Linked DNA regions of Homo sapiens: region 1 is linked to region 2. A link is a contact called in ENCODE Hi-C or POLR2A ChIA-PET data. All regions are on one chromosome and are shown on one strand. Each heading gives the region's core, a stretch centred on a gene start or an enhancer-like site at or near the end of the contact. The rest is flanking DNA. Distances are from core to core; before and after follow the strand shown.

What was found. A loop is a pair of places that touch in the nucleus more often than their neighbours do. ChIA-PET counts read pairs that join two places held with the same protein, here RNA polymerase II (POLR2A). Pooled maps may share reads with other maps.
Region 1: a pooled map shows a loop between it and region 2 (3-fold over the local background). The contact joins the enhancer-like site here to the promoter of LINC00428 in region 2. A Hi-C loop is called at or near these places in 2 of 37 single-sample maps with no recorded cell type and 7 of 50 pooled maps. POLR2A ChIA-PET finds 5 or more read pairs at or near these places in 1 of 52 experiments (H1).

The regions. Positions count from the first base shown.
Region 1 is chr13:42,405,077-42,408,028 of GRCh38, reverse strand. No RefSeq gene overlaps it. Among named protein-coding and RNA genes, the nearest start is that of LINC02341, 18 kb to the left of the region's middle. RefSeq lists enhancers at 1,741-2,150, 1,244-2,443. Within about 2 kb of position 1,553, at least 3 of the 41 ENCODE cell types and tissues checked have a DNase peak (open chromatin) inside an H3K27ac peak, as active enhancers do.
Region 2 is chr13:42,871,197-42,874,036 of GRCh38, reverse strand. It overlaps LINC00428 (long intergenic non-protein coding RNA 428), which reads left to right and starts at 1,293. Exons shown (of 5, transcript NR_126389.1): 1 at 1,293-1,479. RefSeq lists an enhancer at 598-1,386.

The DNA.
Region 1 (2,952 bases), core at 304-2,803, 470 kb after region 2:
TATACAGAGAAGTTGAAGACAGTTAGTTATAGAACAAAAACAAAAATTAAAGAAGTAAATAGAGATTTGAAGGAAGGAGCAGAGAGAGAAAAAAATTGTTAGATGATGTTTACATATCTTGTGGGCACCTCAAAGACAAAAACTGTCTTACATGTATTCTCACTCCCTAAGACAATGCCTAATCCAATAACATTTGTTGAACCAACATGAAAATGGTGACCCAAAAGCCAAAAAGGTGAATATTTTAAGGAGAAAATGATCAACAATATTAAATGTTATAGCTGATATATAAATAAAATGACAAAGAGGCCACTGGATTTAGTAAATCCAGTTTAACTTGCACCGCTACCACCAACTTCATTTTACAGGTTAAGAAAGAGAGGCCTAGAGACTTGAACACACATGTCCAGGACCACCAGTTGGCTGACTGGAGAGTCAGAGGCAGGACTCTGGTCTCCTGGCTCTTTTCCTGGGGCTGTTTTCTCTATACGGAGCTTCCCCTCTTAGAAGAGGATTACATCCACTGCAGATAAAGCTCTGGATCCAGGCAATCAGATAGGCTCTTTTCTTAGTCCATTTTCTGTGGCTATAACAGAATACCACAGGTTGGGTAATTTACAAAGAAAAGAGATTTATTTGGCCACAGTTCTGGAGACTGAAAGTCCAACATTGAGGGGATGCATCTGGTGAGGACCTTCTGCTATGCCATGACTGACGGAAGGGCATCATATGGTAAGAGCAGAAGAGACAGACAGAGATAGTGGAGGCTAAACTTAACTTTTTATCAGGAGCCCACTCCCGAGATAATTAACCCAGATAGCAGCATTAATCCAGTAACGAGGACACAGCCTTCATGACCTCATCACCTTTTAAAGGCTCCACCTCTTAATACTGTTAAAACGGCAATTCAATTTTTTTTTTTTCTTGAGACGGAGTTTCACTCTTGTTGCCCAGGCTGGAGTGCAGTGGCATGATCTCAGCTCACTGCAACCTCTGCCTCCAGGGTTCAGGCGATTCTCATGCCTCAGCCTCCCGAGTAGCTGGGATTACAGGTGTCTGCCACCACGCCTGGCTAATTTTTTGTATTTTCAGTAGAGATGGGGTTTCACCATGTTGGCCAGGCTGGTCTCGAACTCCTGACCTCAGGTGATCCACCCACCTCAGCCTCCCAAAGTGCTGGGATTACAGGGATGAGCCACTGCACCTGGCCAGCAATTCAATTTTTAACTCATGAACTTTAGGGGACATATTCAAACCATAGCAGCTCCTACTGACCAAGTCCACCCGTAACAACAAACTCCACTAACAGCCACATCACCTCCACGGAGCAGGAGAGAACAGAGCAAGGGGTCTGGTCCTGGGCATGCATTTTAGGGCTTGCCCTAATACCTGATCATTCATCGCCGGCGGAGTACCCAGTGGAAGAAAAAGTTCAGGGGACTTTACTCTCTGGGTTCTATCTTGAGCCAGAATTTCCTCTGACTCTGGTTACATGTAATAGAACAGAAAGTGACACCACAAGCAGGCAGCAGAAAAACAAAACGGGCTTCTTCTATAGTATGCGGTCATTAACCAGGATGTTCATACCAGCTTCTGTATGAAGAAGAGCAAAATTTGAATTCAGTGAAGTCAAAACAAAGATAATGGTATCATTCTTTTTGATGTCAATTAAGTTGTATCACTGTTTATTGGGCTGATGACATCCTGAGAAAATGAGTGATTTCTTCAAAGCAGTGATTCTCAAACATCAGAGCTTATCAGAATCACCTGGAAAGGCACCTCTTTCAGAGCTCCCAGGGTAGCCTAAAGTGGGCTCTGCCCTTAAAGCTCCAAATTCTCTGGAGGTTTATCCCAAGAGAAATAGTGAACATAACATCTCCCACATTTCAAAAGTAAAACCATTCAAAGATCAGGCTCCATGACTTATTTCCCTCTTTGTAATCCTTGCAGGGCCAGAGGGTCGACAGGATGAGACGTGTGGCCAAAACCCATGTGGCTTCAGTGTTTTTATTAATACAGACATGTACAGCCATGCGGAGGTGTCCGGAAGCCCCCATCTGGCAAAGATGACTAATGGGACTTTCCCACTGACATCCTAGTAAAGGTGCCAGAAGTATATTCATTCCAGATCACAGCCGTAATAGGGCAGTTTCTCTTGGGACACTACCCTGACAGACAACCGTCTTCCTTTTACAACCTACGTGACACCCCCATGTGGTACCTTCCTCTCCACAGTGGTGAGCACAGAAATGCATATCTGACCAGAACCCGGGAACTGAACGCTTCACAGCAAATGTCAACCTTTCTATAAACTAGTAGGAGTGCAATTTTTCTTCCATTATGCAGATTGCAATTTCCACCCACTTTTATATTCCATGTCCCAAAAAGTGAAAAGCAGATACTGTAGTTAGAATCTCTAATCAAAGGAGCACTAAGTGGGTACAAAAGTAGATGAAAACTCAAGAAGATACTATTGGCTGTTTGCAGAAAATCATCAAAGACTTTCTCACAAAGCAGTGGGAAGGAATTGAGTGAAGAGTGATGTATTCACTGATGGGTTCTATGGAGTCAGAACATGCAAATACATATTAGGCTAAGAAATACAGAGTACATTTATTCAGAGCCTACTCTCACAAAGATAGGCAAGATTTCTAACTAGAGATAAAACTCATATAACCATTGACACAATCCTAGTCCATTAATAATTGCTTTTTTTCATATTGTGAAGAGAGGAACCAACAGCATTAATAAGAAATAGGTATCTGGAGTATGAACTGTCCTATTAACTGAGTGACCTTGGGAAAGTCATATAATCTTTCTGGGCTTCAGTTGTATCATAAGTAAAATAAGATTGAACTAGGCCAGGTGCAGTGGCTCACACCTGTAATCCCATCACATAGGGAAGCTGAGGTGGGAGGATCGCTTGAGCCCAGCAGTTCGAGGCAAGCCTGG
Region 2 (2,840 bases), core at 44-2,543:
AGAGAAAAGCTTACATGTTTATTTAACATGCATTTTACATGAAATGGGAGCTTTCATAAGGAAATAAATACCTGAAGAAACAGTTAAACCTGTGTATTTTTTAAACCTGTGTATTTTTATGCTGGGTTTGATGAAGAGAGGAGAGTCATAGAGAAATATAATAGGGTGAAAAGTATGACATGATGATTATAAACTGGGGAAACTCAGCAAGGCCAGTTTGTTCAGTTTCCCTTCTGTGACCTTTTGTTTTCAGGGATAAGGATGTTCCTTTCTTCCTGGCATAGAGAGGGCACATCTTACATGAGAGTCTATGACCTCTTTCAGGGGAAGGTCAGAAAATCTTTCCTAGGTTTTATGAACTGCATCAGGGAAGGAGGCTGGGGGAAAGTCAGAGACACTTTCCCGCTTCTGCTGTTTTCCTCAAATTTCTTCCGTTTAAAATATTCAATACGCCAAGGAACCATATTTTGGAGCAGCATGCCCTGAACCCCATCAGCTTCACTTTTTGTATGTGTACAACAGACACAGAGTGCAGATTTAGAGAGGCAGTCATTTGATCCAAATGAAAAGCCATGCTTCACAGGATACTTTCCTTGTCTGCACGTGTCAAGTCCTCATGTTCATGCACAGTATGTATCTCAAATGTACTCTCGAATGAGAGTAGATACTAATAGTTTAGCAGATTCGTGTTTTCTATTTTTCATGTGGTGAGTGATGTCATATAGCCCCCATGGTAAGTGTTGATAAACATTTTGGGATTTATAGGTTTGTCATTAACATTCTCATGAACAAAGTATTTGATTTTCCATTACACATTTCCTTTCACTTTTTGAGCCCATTAATGCCAAAACATTTTTTGCAAAGTTAAAACGTGTTACTGTCAGGCCTCTGAGCCCAAGCCAAGCCATCGCATCCCCCGTGACTTGCACGTATACGCCCAGATGGCCTGAAGTAACTGAAGAATCACAAAAGAAGTGAATATGCCTTGCCCCACCGTAACTGATGACATTCCACCACAAAAGAAGTGTAAATGGCTGGTCCTTGCCTTAACTGATGACATTACCTTGTGAAAGTCCTTTTCCTGGCTCATCCTGGCTCAAAAAGCACCCCCACTGAGCACCTTGCGACCCCCACTCCTACCCGCCAGAGAACAAACCCCCTTTGACTGTAATTTTCCTTTACCTACCCAAATCCTATAAAACGGCCCCACGCTTATTTCCCTTCGCTGACTCTCTTTTCGGACTCAGCCCACCTGCACCCAGGTGAAATAAACAGCTTTACTGCTCTCACACAAAGCCTGTTTGGTGGTCTCTTCACACGGACGCGCATGAAATTTGGTGCTGTGACTCGGATTGGGGGACCTCCCTTGGGAGATCAATCCCCTGTCCTCCTGTTCTTTGCTCCATGAGAAAGATCCACCTACGACCTCAGGTCCTCAGACCGACCAGCCCAAGAAACATCTCACCAATTTCAAATCCGGTAAGCGGCCTCTTTTTACTCTCTTCTCCAACCTCCCTCACTATCCCTCAACCTCTTTCTCCTTTCAATCGTGGCGCCACACTTCAATCTCTCCCTTCTCTTAATTTCAATTCCTTTCATTTTCTGGTAGAGACAAAAGAGACATGTTTTATCCGTGAACCCAAAACTCCGGCGCCGGTCACGGACTGGGAAGGCAGCCTTCCCTTGGTGTTTGATCATTGCAGGGACGCCTCTCTGAGTATACACTCACGTTTCAAGGGTGTCAGACCATGCAGGGACGCCTGCCTTGGTCCTTCACCCTTAGCGGCAAGTCCCGCTTTCCTGGGGCAGGGGCAAGTACCCCTCAACCCCTTCCCCTTCACCCTTAGCAGCAAGTGCTGCTTTCCTGGGGCAGGGGCAAGTACCCCTCAACCCCTTCTCCTTCACCCTTAGCGGCAAGTCCCGCTTTCCTAGGGGGCAAGAACCCCCCAATCGCTTATTTCCGCCGCACCCCAACCTCTTATCTCTGTGCCCCAATCACTTATTTCTGCACCCTGACCTCTTATCTCTGTGCCCCAATCCCTTATTTCCCTGCCCCAACCCCTTCTCTGCTTTCCTGGAGGGCAAGAACCCTCCGCCCCTTCTCCCTGTCTCTACTCTTTTCTCTGGGCTTGCCTCCTTCACTATGGGTAAGCTTCCACCTTCCATTCCTCCTTCTTCTCCCTTAGCCTGTGTTCTCAAAAACTTAAAACCTCTTCAACTCACATCTGACCTAAAACCTAAATGCCTTATTTTCTTCTGCAATGCTGCTTGACCCCAATACAAACTCGACAGTAGTTCCAAATAGCCAGAAAATGGCACTTTGAATTTTTCCATCCTGCAAAATTCAATAATTCTTGTCGTAAAATAGGCAAACAGTCTGAGGTGCCTGACGTCCAGGCATTCTTTTACACATCAGTCCCTTCCTAGTCTCTGTGACCAGTGCAACTCGTCCCAAATCTTCCTTCTTTCCCTCCCGCCTGTCCCCTCAGTACCAACCCCAAGTGTCGCTGAGTCTTTCTAATCTTCCTTTTCTGCAGACCCATCTGACCTCTCCCTTCCTCCCCAGGTTGTTCCTCGCCAGGCCGAGCTAGGTCCCAATTCTTCCTCAGCCTCTGCTCCTCCACCCTATAATCTTTTTATCGCCTCCCCTCCTCACACCTGGTCGGGCTTACAGTTTCGTTCCGTGACTAGCCCTCCCCCTCCTGCCCAGCAATTTACTCTTAAAAAGGTGGCTGGAGCTAAAGGCATAGTCAAGGTTAATGCTCCTTTTTCTTTATCCCAAATCAGAAGCGTTTAGGCTCTTTTTCATCAAATATAAAAATCCAGCCCAGTTCATGACT